Linked DNA regions of Homo sapiens: all the other regions are linked to region 1. The links are chromatin loops, found by intact Hi-C in ENCODE. Cell type or tissue: PC-9. All regions are shown on one strand.

Region 1 (4,000 bases):
AAAGTTTCCCAGGGGCTGATTGCCATTGCCCTATCTTGGCTAGTAAGATAGGATTGGACCAGCCCATGTGAAATTAGGGTTGGTAAAAATCTCTCTTAGTGACCTCCTGGGAGTGTTTGGAAACTTTTCTGCTTTGCAGCTGGGATCTAGCCAGAGTAGGACAGAAGCCCTCCTTCCCCAGGGTGTTGTGAGGAGTGGAGAGGCCTTGTAAAGCTCTCTCTGCCTCCACTCCCCTCCTCAGGGATCCCCCAGCTGGGTATCTTCTCCACGCTGGGGCAGTAGGCAGACTGTCTTCCTTTTGCCCAGCAAGTTTTAATCTTCATTTGTGAGAGGGCACGGCTCCCTGCACTGCTTTCCACATAAGAGGCCTTCGACACAGTGCTAAATAACTCTCAGAGGACAAGAGGGTCCCAGTGTACACACGATTCCCTGTTGAACCTGAACCTTGTATAAACAGGATATAGGGCACATGTGGTGCTTGTGGGAGGGAAGGCCCAGCTCCCCTTACTACCACATAATATAACGTTCTGTTGAGATGAGAGGAACGCTCGCCCTTGTCAGCTCTTAAACCGCTCTGTAAGCTGGCTTTGGGGTTTGATTTAAACTTCTTTAGCAAATGTATCGTAAAAGTATGATTTGGCCAAAACCTTTCCAAGAAAAAACTGATTTTGAAAAATGACCAGATTTCTGTGTTGTCTGTTAATAGCCATTCTTTTTACTTTTAGTACTATGAGATGTCCTATGGCTTGAACATTGAAATGCACAAGCAGGTAAGTGCTTTTCTCTTTTAAAAATATATTTCATTTTTTAAAAACTTATATATGTGGACTTCTTATGTTCTCTCTTGTTTGAAAGTGAGCCTGCTTCTTCGATTCCTCCCCCTTCTCCTTGAAGAGTGAATGGATCCAGTCCTTGAAATGCAAGGTCTGAGGCTTTGCTGATTTTTTTTTAGACATGTTGAGCTTTTAGCATTTGAGCTTGTGAAATTAGTCCTGGTCTTGGATCTCGGTGGAGGATAAAGGACCAAAGGGAAAGTTGTACCTCCAGGATCTGCTTTACAAACTCCTGAAAGCCCAGAGGTGGCTGGCTGCTTTTATCTGTTTTAATGTAAAATTCTCAAGAGGAAATGCAGGAGGATTTTTTTTTTCTTTCTCCTTTTTTTTTTCTTTTTGCAGAAATGTGATGTTCTGCCTTGATAAGATTAAACTTCAAGAACCTTAAAAGCCAGGCTGAGCTGTCGAAATTTAAGGGAACGAAGCCACTAACTGCTTAAAAATATGAAGCCAGAATGAAATACAACTTCAGTGCCTTGCATTGACAAGGTGGCTTTCTCATCCCTGTCTTGATTTGAAGGCAGCCGAGTTCCCATTTTACAGAGAAGGAAGCTGAAGCTCCTGGGTGAAGTAACTTGCCCAGGGGCAGCCTAGCCAGGACTTTCGAGATGGCTGGGGGTTGAGCTCAGCTTTGAAATCCTGAAGTCAAACCAGTTTAGCTAGTGTGGTGTCGTTTGATGGATATGTAAACTACCTGGTATTGTCACTCTTCTAATAACAGTATACCTCAAACCGAGCAAATACAAACACCCTTTATCTCAGTGCATATCAGTAACTAGTCCCAGTGCTAGGCTGGGCTGTGGGAGAGGCCTGTTTGTGTATTTGTGTTCTGAGGAAAGGCTGCCTATAATTTGGCTTGGCCAACGTTTAGAGTTGACTTGGCACGTATAAATGGAGCAGGCAGGCCGGTTGTTCTTTTTAACAATTGGTGTTCATGAAATCTCAGAAGGCTGTTGACTCATTCTAGCCTTTGGTGACCGTGACTTGAATGGATTTTCTGCTCTAAATTAACAGTCGTTTACAAGGTTTCAATTTTGCTCTTTAAGGAGGCAGGACCCAGGGCAGGTGAGAAGGGCAGGTGACCCTGGAAAGTGGGCAGATTCCTACCCACTCGGGTGGCTTCCTATAGAGCCTTTGGGATCTGTAGTTTCCTTTCCCCTCCTGGAGGGAGCCCCCAGTGTTGGGTGAAGGGAAGCCAGAAAGGGGCCTGAGTTTATTGAGCAATGTGTGGGAAGCCAGCTTGTGGCTTCCTGAGGGATTAGTTAGTCCCTTAGGAAGGCACATGAAGGCTACCATGTTTTTACTTCTTGACACACAGAAATAATAGACAGGGCTTTATACGTAAAGATATTTCTCCTTGGAAAAATAGAATAGAGACAGGTTCTGCAACTGGAAGGGGCCAGGTCCCGGAAGAATGCTTGAAATGGAACTGGGGGCCCAGGTGTTTCAAGGACCTTGGGGTGTATGCAGGGTGCCACTTCCTCCCTTTGTCTGCCCTGTCTTAATTTTTTTTTTCTCAAATAGTATCTTGGGTGTGTTTAAAGAGGGTAATTGCACCCAGGTTTAAAATTTATAGCAGCAGTTATTGGAAGAGCTTGGTAATTAAGGTGTAATGTCTCGTTGCATGTTGAGGTCTGCATGGGTGGTGTTCCGCATGTCTGTGAATGAATGGTGCTTTGGCACTAAGAATCCACCTTGGCTCGCAGCAGATCTGTTCTGTGAGTCCTGGGGATGCTGTGAACGCAGGAAGAGTTAAATATCTTAACGCATTTGGTGGTGGGGTTTATATAAAGAGCAGCTGTGTACATCTGGGATTTCTGGCCATTCCCCAAACAAGGTTCTTAAGGGGAGAATGCCTGGGGTTTGGCTACGTTGTCTCATTTAATCCTCTCAGCTGCCAGTGGTGGATAGAGGCATTCTTTGCCCCCTGTTTATAGGTGAGGAAACTGAGGCTTCAGGGAGGCCAGGAGGGCAGAGCTGGGATTCAAATCCAGCCCTCTGGCTTCCCCACTGGGCACTTTACCTTGCTTGCCACTCACCTTTGCCCTCTAGCCTGAGTTCCCAGCCTGAACATGTGTGCTCTGAATGCAGTGGCTTTGCAAGCTTATGGCAGTCTCTGAGTTGGGTGAAATCACCCTGTGGCTGTGGAGGAACAAAGAGGCAAGGAGGTGAAGAAACCTGTGCCGTGAAATGCAACCCTGATCTAATGGAGCTGGCCACTCCCTAGGTTTGCAAGGGTTCTGTAGAAGAAAGCCCTGCCACTAATTGTAGTGTGGGTCTTGGGTGCATTTGGCGAATGGTGGTTAGGCCTGAGCAAACAAGTTTATCAGCTGACCTGTTTAGCGGTTGACTGGTGTTTTATCGGCACACACAATCAAGTGACTGGAGTGCTTGAATTATTCATGCAGTGTCCTGCCCTCTAGACTTGACTGTTCGTGTGATTACATCTGCCTGGAACAAACAGGCTGGATTCTTCATCTTTAAGCTGGGGTGGGGGTGGGGACTGTCTGTACTTTTATATAATAGATGATCTATAGAGCTAGCACCTTGGGAAGTGTGGCAGTCCTCAGCCTGCGCGCATACACGCACACGCACTCCACCATCACCACCACATATTTTTTTTAAAAGCTCTCCTTTGCTGGCTCTATGGGAAATGCCAATTAGCTGGGAACCTCGAGTCCTGCCAGATGGGCCCGGGTATTGACAGAGGGCAGCTGATGAGGTGCGTCCAGCCCATTTTTATTTTACTGAGAGGTTAAACTCACTGTGGCTGGCTCCTTCTCTGGCTGTTTCTCTGTCTCTCTCTTTTTCCAAGCTGTCAAAATCCCAGAGAAGTAATAAATGGTTTCTCCTCCTGCTCTTCTGCCTCCCTCCCTAATTATGGTAAAGCAAAGATTACAGAATCACAGGCCTGGCCCGGGACTTCAAGAGGTCACCCACCTCCACCAAGCCCCCTGCTTCCAGGCAGAATGTCAAGGGTGGTTCAGAGAGTCTGGGAAGGCAGTGATGACTGACCGGCTCATCACTTGCCATCTTGTTTGTGCAGAGGCTTTCCAGTGTCAGCCACAAATAACAAAGCCAGCTTAAAACCAGGGGCCCCAGAGCAATTGCCATGCATTGGATTTGAGGCACTGGCTCTCTGAGAAGCTGGGTCAGGCAGCCTTTTC
Region 2 (4,000 bases), 95 kb after region 1:
AAGGAAATACCTCTCCATATGGAGTTCCATTCTAGTGCAGGAGACAGACCATAAATAAGAGAAAGTAGAATGGATTATATGCTAGGGTGGATGAGTGCTGTGGAGAGAATAAAGCAGAGAAGAGAAATATGAGTGTCCGGGGTTGACATTTTCAAAAGAGTTGCCAGGGCGGGTGAAATGAGGATGGATGTGTGCGTCACCTAAAAGCCACATGTTGAAGCCCTAACCCCCAGTGTGATCGTGTCTGGAGGTGGGAACTTTGGGACGAAGCTAATTAGATTTAGATGAGGCCACGTGTGTGCCCCTCCCCACCACGATGGGATTAGTGTCCCTGTAAGGAGAGCAAGAGAGACCAGAGCTCTCTCTCTCTTCACCATGTGAGGACACGGCAAGAAGGTGGCCATCTGCAAGCCAGGTGCCTTGACCTTGGCCTTCTCAGCTTCCAGAACTAGGGAAAATACACGTCTGTGGTTTAAGCCACCCAGTCTGTGGTGTGTCATTACAGCAGCCTGAGCTAAGACGGAGCCTCTTTGAAATGACGACTTTGAGGAGAGACCTGGAGAAAGTGAAGAGGGGAGCAAGTGAACGTGTGGAGGAAGAACATTCTAGACAAAGGGGCAAAGGCCAAGGCCCTGAGGTGGGTGGGTGTCTGGCGTGTTGGAGGAGGAGCGAGGAGCAGTGTGGCTGGTCAGGGTGAGGGAGGCGGGAGCCATAGGAGGTGGGGTGAGCAGCAATAGGCCCCGTCAGACAGGGCCTCGTTGGTTGTATACAGTAGAGATTTGGGCTTTACCTCTGAGAAAATGGCAACCATTTTCAGAGTTGCAGAGATGTAGCACAATCACACTGAAGCTTTAGCAGAATCCGGTAGCCACTGGGTGGAGCCTAGGCTGTAGGGTCAAGTGTAGAATATGGAGGCGAGGTGGGAGGCTCCTGGGAGCATGTAGGTGAGAGGTGCTGGTGGCTGGTGCCAGGCTGGGAGTAGTGGGAGGTGGTCAGATTCTGGATATGGATGGAAAGTGGATCCAGCTGTGTTTGCCGGCAGACAGGCCGAGGTTTTCTCAGGTGGTGGTGCTGCCCATGGCCAGGTGGGCCGCAGGCCTGTGGTTCCAGCAGTCAGTCCACTCAGGAGTCCTCGACTGCCTATGGAGAGCGCTGGCAGGAGCTGGCAAGTGTGAGGCCCAGGCTGTCAGAGCTGGACTCACTCCTGGCCTTGCTGTGTGAGCTGGCGAGGCAGCCCCGTGGAAAGGTGGCTGAATGAAGTTTGGGGAGCACACAGTGGGGCTGGGGAGTGGCAGGAAGTTGGGGGTGATGAGAGCAGAGTCCAGAGTTGGACCTGCCTCAGCAGGGCCCTTTGCCCCGTGGGCTGGTGGGACCAAGACACGCTCCCCTGGCCCTGGCCTGGCCGTGAGTGCTGTGCTGAGGTAGGGCTGGCAAAACACAGGGGCTGTGTTTCTAAACTGTACCTCCTGCCTCTCACTCTCAAAGCCCCCTCTCCTCCGGCTGGCCCGCACTGAGGAGAGCCCATCATGGGGCCCAAGGGGAGCCACTGCAAGAGGCTCGGGAAGCAACTTCTCTGGGGCCCTTGCTTTAGAGCAATGGTCAGCAAACAGAGACAATACTCCCATTCCATGGAGGCATTAGCTGATGTCTGGAGACATTTTTGTGTGTCCCCACTGGGGCAGTGCTACTGACAGCTAGTAGAGGCCAGAGGTGCTGCTAAACCTGCATTACACAGGACAGTCCCCCAAAGCAGGAATCCCCTGAATCATCCGTCCCAACATGTCGGCAGTGCCAAGACTGAGAAGACCTGCTTTAGAGACACCTTAATTCACCAACCTTCCCAAGTGTGGCAGCTTGCAAAAAAATGGGCACAAATTCCCCCCAATACCGGTATGTACACCCTTTATCCCAGTAAGAGGTGAAGTGGATTTCTCTGCCTCTTGCGACTTGCACTGACCAATTGAATGCAGAGGAAGTTATGTCATGGAGCTTCTGAGCCCAGACCTCAAGAGGTCCTGCAGCTTCCACTGTTGTTCCCTTGGAGCCCCTGGCAGCAATGAGGAGCAGCCATGGGCGAGCTGCCAGATGAGTGTAGCTGCATGAGTGACTCCAGACAAGACCAGCAGAAGACCCGCCCAGAAGAGCCCAGCCCAAACTACTGGCCCACAGAAGAATGAGGAAATAGAATGGTGGTTGTTTGAAGCTACTAAATGTTGGGGCTGTTTGTTTTGCACTGACTACACTGACAGCAGGTGCATTTTAAAGGGGATGTCTGAGGACCTGTGGAGGCTGAAGTGACTCCATCTTGGATGCTAATGTGCCATGCTGACTTCTGATTAACCCCAGCTCCAGGAAAGCCTCTAAGATCTCTACTTTCATGTAGTTGCTGTAAATCCTGCCCTTAGATCAAAACAACCTTGATGTTACCATAAACACATACTTACTATAAATCCTGCCCTTAGGCAAATTCCCTATGGCATACGAGCCCTGGGTCTGGGGGTAGCAGTGCAGGCGTCCACCATTGCGCCTTGCAGCCACCCAAGACATGGGTTGTTCGTGAGTCCCTATTAAATGTTTCTTTCTGAGAACCTGGGTTTCTTGGCCTCTTTCTTTGGCCTCTCAGCTTCCTTAGGCTTTGGGGCTAGGTTTGCATAGAACTACTCACCATAGAACAGGATCATATGTTTTAACCCAGAGGATTAGTGGGCTCACCTCAGTCAAAGGAAGGCCGTTGAAGTGGATTTTGCCTCAGCAGCAGAATCCTTCCTGTTGATGAAATCACTCTAGGTGAGTAACTGCCAGTGCAGTCTGGATCCCGTGTGCGTACAGAACAGGCAATGATCCCGGCCTATTGGCCACAGGTGGGGTGAGAGGAGCAGCTGGGATAATGGAGAGCAGATTGGTGGCCAGCCGCTGGGCAGAGGGCGGGGCTCCGAAGTGAGATAGCATGGGCAGGACTGCCAGCTCCACCGCCCGCAGCCACCTAACCTTGAGCAGGTCGCTCTTCCTCTCCAGACCTCTGCTTCTCCTCTGGAAAGGGATGATAATACCTCTCTCAGGTTTATTGGGAGGATTAGATCAGATTAGATGAGACTATGTATATGAAGGACTTAGCACCGGGCCTGGCACTGAGAAGGTACAATAATGGCTTGTTGACTGATTAAACAGACACACTGTTTGGACTAGGGTTTGGCTGACAGTAAAGGGTATAAAAGGATCTTTCAGGCTGTGTGTCCTCTTAAGTGCAGGAGGGTCTTTCAAAAGAGAAAAAAAAAAAAAAAGAGAAGAGAAAAGAAAAAAAAAAAAAGGATTGGGAGCTGTAGGAACTAGGTTATTGCTAGATACTTCCAGAATGGATGTCCCTAGATGGAAAGGAAACGCGGGTTTAAATCAGTTTGGCATTGATAGCAGGAGGCAGGAAAACAGTTGGTCTTAATATTATTCCTGTGTGAGCCAGCATGTGGTGTGGGTTTTAATTTAAAGCAGGCATTTAGTGAGTTGATAAACAGGAGTGTGCACCTCCTGCCCTCCCACGCCCTGAGCCCCAGAAGAACAATTATCCTGGAGAGAAGATGAAAGGAACATATGGAAATGAATTCTAATAATATGGAGCAGGCAGGCAGCACCTGCTTTCTCACGCGGGCTTTGAGGGGGCTCGAGTCGAGACTGTGTACACACCAGCAGGTAGCAGAGGTCAGTCGAGGCCACCCTGACTGGTTCACTCCACTGGAGCAGTTCTGTGCTGTGGGATGGAGACGGGGCTGAGAACTTTTGGGGCCTCTGTTAATGGCGTGGTCTGAGGCATGCCTCCACTGGCGCCGTCTCTGCGGTGTTGTGCGTATTCAGATAAGCCAGGCTGATTGTTTTGTTTCATTGTTTGTTTGTTTTTTACCTTCCCCCAAATGCTGACACAGAATGGGCACATAAGAGGCCAGCCTCTGTCTAAGGTTACCAGACTCAATTTGGAGATAGTAGTTTGGATTCTCAGTTACAATTCTGG
Region 3 (4,000 bases), 290 kb after region 1:
GGTGGCGGCCACCCCTTGTGGACTGGTGGGGAATCCTCATTCCTGCCCTTGGTCCACACCTGCACCTGCTCTTACATCCTACCATCCCAGGCTCAAGGCCCTCCAGGTTTTCTGGCTCTCAGGACCATCAGATACACTCAGAAACATTCTGTTGTTCGCTACACAACACCGGGGGGATGAGGGCTTGTGATGCGTCCTGAACCCCCCGGAGGTTGCTTCCTGCCTATCTATTGGTCCTTCACGACACTGAATGCTGGGACTTCTCTATGGAGCTTCCTGCCTCCCCACGGAGTGGGGGCACCTGTCTCTCTTCTCTCTGATCCCCTAAATTATTGGAGATTCTATCGTCCCCTCAACTTCAGAGTTTGAGAGCGTGGAACGTGTAGGCAGGACCATTCCCAGAGATTCATGCCAGCATTTAATTCTCTTTCCTTCTAAGGACTTTTTTTTTTCTTTGCTCAGGGAGTCATTAATGTAGACTGGGTAGGTGGGAAAAAGTAGCTTAACAAACCATACACTAGTCCTCCTGATTTCTGTGTGTCAGGACTCGGATTCTCGAAAGGCAAGATTTTGAGACTCTCAAACTATTGTCTCTGCCATGGGTTTCGAAAGCTGCATATTTGTTTCTCTCTCGCTCTGCATTTCTGCTCTAGTTACTCTACCATGAGGCCAGTGAGTAAAGAATGGAAGGAGGGTAGGAATCCCCAAGGAGAGCAGTAGTTGCGAATGTTTCAAATAGTTCATATCCTTCTATCATGGAAGCAGGAACGCTGCAAGGTCTATGTTGCTGATTAAATCAAGATTTTAAACACTTATGTAAAAGAGTACCCTTGGCTGCATAATCTGAACTGCAAGACAGGAGATGGGCTTTGTAACCTCATTCTGCCCCCAACCAGATGGGGGCTTCCTTCCTGTGTGAGTCGTTGGGAGAGATGGGCTCCGGGCTTCTGCTGCAGAAGCCACAAAAGCCTCCCACCTGTTCTCCCAGACCCTAACAGCCAGGGAGGGGAACGCAGTCTGTGCTCAGCCAATCACCTGTACCCACTGGGAAGAACACAGAGAGCCATGGGTCCATTTCTGATGCATCATGGGCCGTAGCTGAAGTGGGCTAATCAGATTTCGTGGCATGATCTGGCTATGCTCTCAGCAGCCCACTTTCCCTTGGCTTCTGCTTGTTTTCTGGACCTGGTTCTCCAGTCTTCCAGTGGGTTCAGTGGCCTTCTCCATATCCTTCCATCAAATCTCATTCTCCCTAGGTATCCAACATCGGCATCTATGTGGTGCAGCCAAGAGCTCTGACTGGTGATCATGAGTAACTCAGTTCTTCTCTAACGACCTTGGTGTCCTTCTCCTATGAAAGGAGGTGTTTAAGGCAGGTGAACTCCAGGATCTTACAATCTACCTTATGCTTTAAGTGCTTTGGGGCTGAAATGCATAGCCCAGTTGGTCAGTTCACCCATCCATGTCCGACGCTCCACCATTCTCTAGGTGGCCCCTATCTACATTTCAGGGACTAATCACCCTCTGCACAGTCAGCCTGGCACCCCATTCCATCCAGTATGCGAATGATCCACCCACAATGAGTTCCACAATCATTCAATCAACCAGGCTCCTTTATTACAGGACTTCTCAGAGCCTTTAATATGCTAATATACTTTGTGATCCTCTAAGAGAAGACTATAATACACATAAATCATTTCCCAAATCAATTTCGTCGTACACTTGTTGCCTCACTGCCTCTTTCAAGAACTAGAACATAATGGAACACTGCTGTGGAAAAAAGATACCAAATGTCACATGAGGAAAGACGACATCTGGCTTGACTTCCAAAACATACACACGCACAAACTTGCACATGCAGGAATTCTCTGGTCCAGCCTGACTGCATTGTAACTTTTTTCTTTGGCCGCCATTCAGCTTCCTGGATGCACAGGGATAACCAGTGTTAAGTGCCTTCACCTGGGGTTCTATGCCCAGGGCAACAGTCAGTGGTGACTCAGGGTTTGGTGTTTCCACACTCCACAGGGGCTGCTCTGTGCTCCGTGCCACTCAAGATGAAGCAAGTGCCACAACACCTGTGCTCCCTGAACCCTGGATGAGCAGCTGTGATGTGTGCAGTGTGCAATCCCCTGCCCCACAGAATTCCTGGTGGAGAAGAGCAAATAAGCCAAGTGTGACAACAAGCATGACACACTGGTGTCCCTGCCCAGTGGGGCCTGAGTGCCCACTGTCCAGCCTCTCAGGCAGCCCTGGCTTGGCCTCTAGGGAGAGTTTGGAAGCTTTCCTGACACCTACCCCTAGGTCACAGAAAGCCTCAAACATACCACAGCCCCCGTTCTGTTCTCCCATAGACCTGCCATTCAGGAACATGTCAAAACATTTTGAAACCATTTCTCAAGTTGTACCCTGTCTGGAGAGAACAGCTTCCCTAAGTGTGCGGCTTATTGCATCAAGGATTTCCTTGAGAAGCTCTAAGGGGAACTCCTCAGATCTCTATCACAGGGCTGGCTGGAGATGCCGGCACCCAGATCCCTCCAGGAGTGCTTGACTGTGACTCCATGGATTCCATGGGGATATGAGAATGGTCCCCTTTAACCTTTTTGCCTTCCAAACTATAAATATCAAGGAATATGTCTTCCTTATTATATTTGGTCTTTTTCTTTTGCTGATCATACTTGTATCAGTGAGGACTCATTCTACTTCAGTTAACTTATAATCTGACCCAAATGTGTTTAAACCTAAAAGAAAATTTATTAGTTCCTATTACTAAAAGATCAAAGGGTAGGGCCAGCTTCAGGCAAGGCTGGATCAGGAGCTCTGTGCTGTCTCCAATATATGACCTCTCTCCAGTCCTCAGCTTTATTCTCAAACTCAAGGTAACACCCAAGGCTCATTTCACAAGCCTGAGGGTTCAAGTCTAGCAGGGAGACTTGAGCCTGCTTTCCACAAAAGTCCTGACTTCATTCTGATTGTACTAGCCTCTGGTAACATGCCCACCCCTGAACTAATTGCTGTGACCTGGGAAATGAGAAGTGATGATTGGCTTAGGTCAGGGTCATGTGCTCTACCTCAAGAACCCCCACCCAAGCCACCTGGGCTAAGAGAGGGCTTGACCCCAAGTCCAATCAGGAGCTGTTGTTAGGCGATGAAGAAATGAATGTGAGGGAGGGGTAAGCAATAAGTGTGTGCCAACTACTAATTCACAAGACATCTAGCTCAAAACAATGAGTGACCAGGGAATCTTTAAAACTTCTCACTAAGGAAGGAAAACTAGGCCCCTGCTTGGCCACCGCTCAGGATATGCAAGCTGAGAGCCCATGAGTTTCGGCACCCACTTGGACTTTCACAATCAGAGACGGCAGCGGTGAAGGCATGAACATTGAAAGCTACCAGGCCTTGGTATTCTCATCCGATATATGCAAGATACTGGCAACATTATCATCAAGCAATGGCTTCGATGCAAAGCCACCACAATGCCTACAGGAAGGCCGGGGAATCCTGTTGCAGTCTTCCTTGGTACTTCCCTCCTGCACTTCCTCCCCAAAGCTGTTACGATAACCAGGCTGCGTATCCTTAGTCCTTCTATGGCCATCATGTGACCTGGCAGGACTCCCCGTGCAGTTCTTTACATTTCAGAGGGTCTGGGCAGCAGCCACATGACAGCAGTAGAATCCAGGCATCCACAAGAGAAGACCAAGATTTGTCCAAAGAGGAAGAGATGGAGATCAAGTTAGATGCAGAGGTAGAATGTGACCTGAGCAATATGGAAATCACCAAAGAGCTCCGCCAGTACTCTGCAGAGTGCCTCGGTAGAGGCACAGAGAAGGACGGTGGTGACAGCAGCTGGATGCAGAGCACCTGGAAAGCTATGTGAAGGCTGACCACGACCTGACCTGTACTGCAACACCCGCTGGTTGGTAGAGGCCCCAACTGAGAGGCCTAGAGAGCAGCGTCCCAGGCCGAGATGAAGCGATTGTATGGGGACAGCGCCAAGATCCAG

The links. Hi-C counts contacts between places; a loop is a spot of excess contacts. Peaks named below come from ENCODE experiments on the same cell type or tissue, not always from the same donor. Only the 100,000 strongest peaks of a DNase experiment are listed, where the experiment ranks them.
Region 2: a loop joins it to region 1, with 4 times the contacts of the local background. A loop is called at or near these places in 1 of 110 quality-filtered maps.
Region 3: a loop joins it to region 1, with 6 times the contacts of the local background. A loop is called at or near these places in 6 of 110 quality-filtered maps.

Annotation. Positions count from the first base shown.
Region 1 is chr15:70,091,302-70,095,301 of GRCh38, reverse strand. TLE3 (TLE family member 3, transcriptional corepressor) reads left to right here. Exons shown (of 20, transcript NM_001105192.3): 4 at 726-770. Among named protein-coding and RNA genes, the nearest start is that of TLE3, 4.6 kb to the left of the region's middle. In PC-9, no CTCF peak of the experiment used is centred here; DNase peaks (open chromatin) are centred at 1,561 and 3,151; H3K4me3 peaks cover 2,983 bases; H3K27ac peaks cover 2,325 bases.
Region 2 is chr15:69,996,192-70,000,191 of GRCh38, reverse strand. All of the region lies in intron 2 of LOC101929129 (a long non-coding RNA gene), which reads left to right. Among named protein-coding and RNA genes, the nearest start is that of MIR629, 81 kb to the left of the region's middle. RefSeq lists an enhancer at 1-4. In PC-9, no CTCF peak of the experiment used is centred here; a DNase peak (open chromatin) is centred at 2,101.
Region 3 is chr15:69,803,405-69,807,404 of GRCh38, reverse strand. It overlaps the pseudogene GEMIN8P1. Among named protein-coding and RNA genes, the nearest start is that of LINC00593, 30 kb to the left of the region's middle. RefSeq lists a silencer at 2,227-2,423. In PC-9, no CTCF peak of the experiment used is centred here; a DNase peak (open chromatin) is centred at 2,014.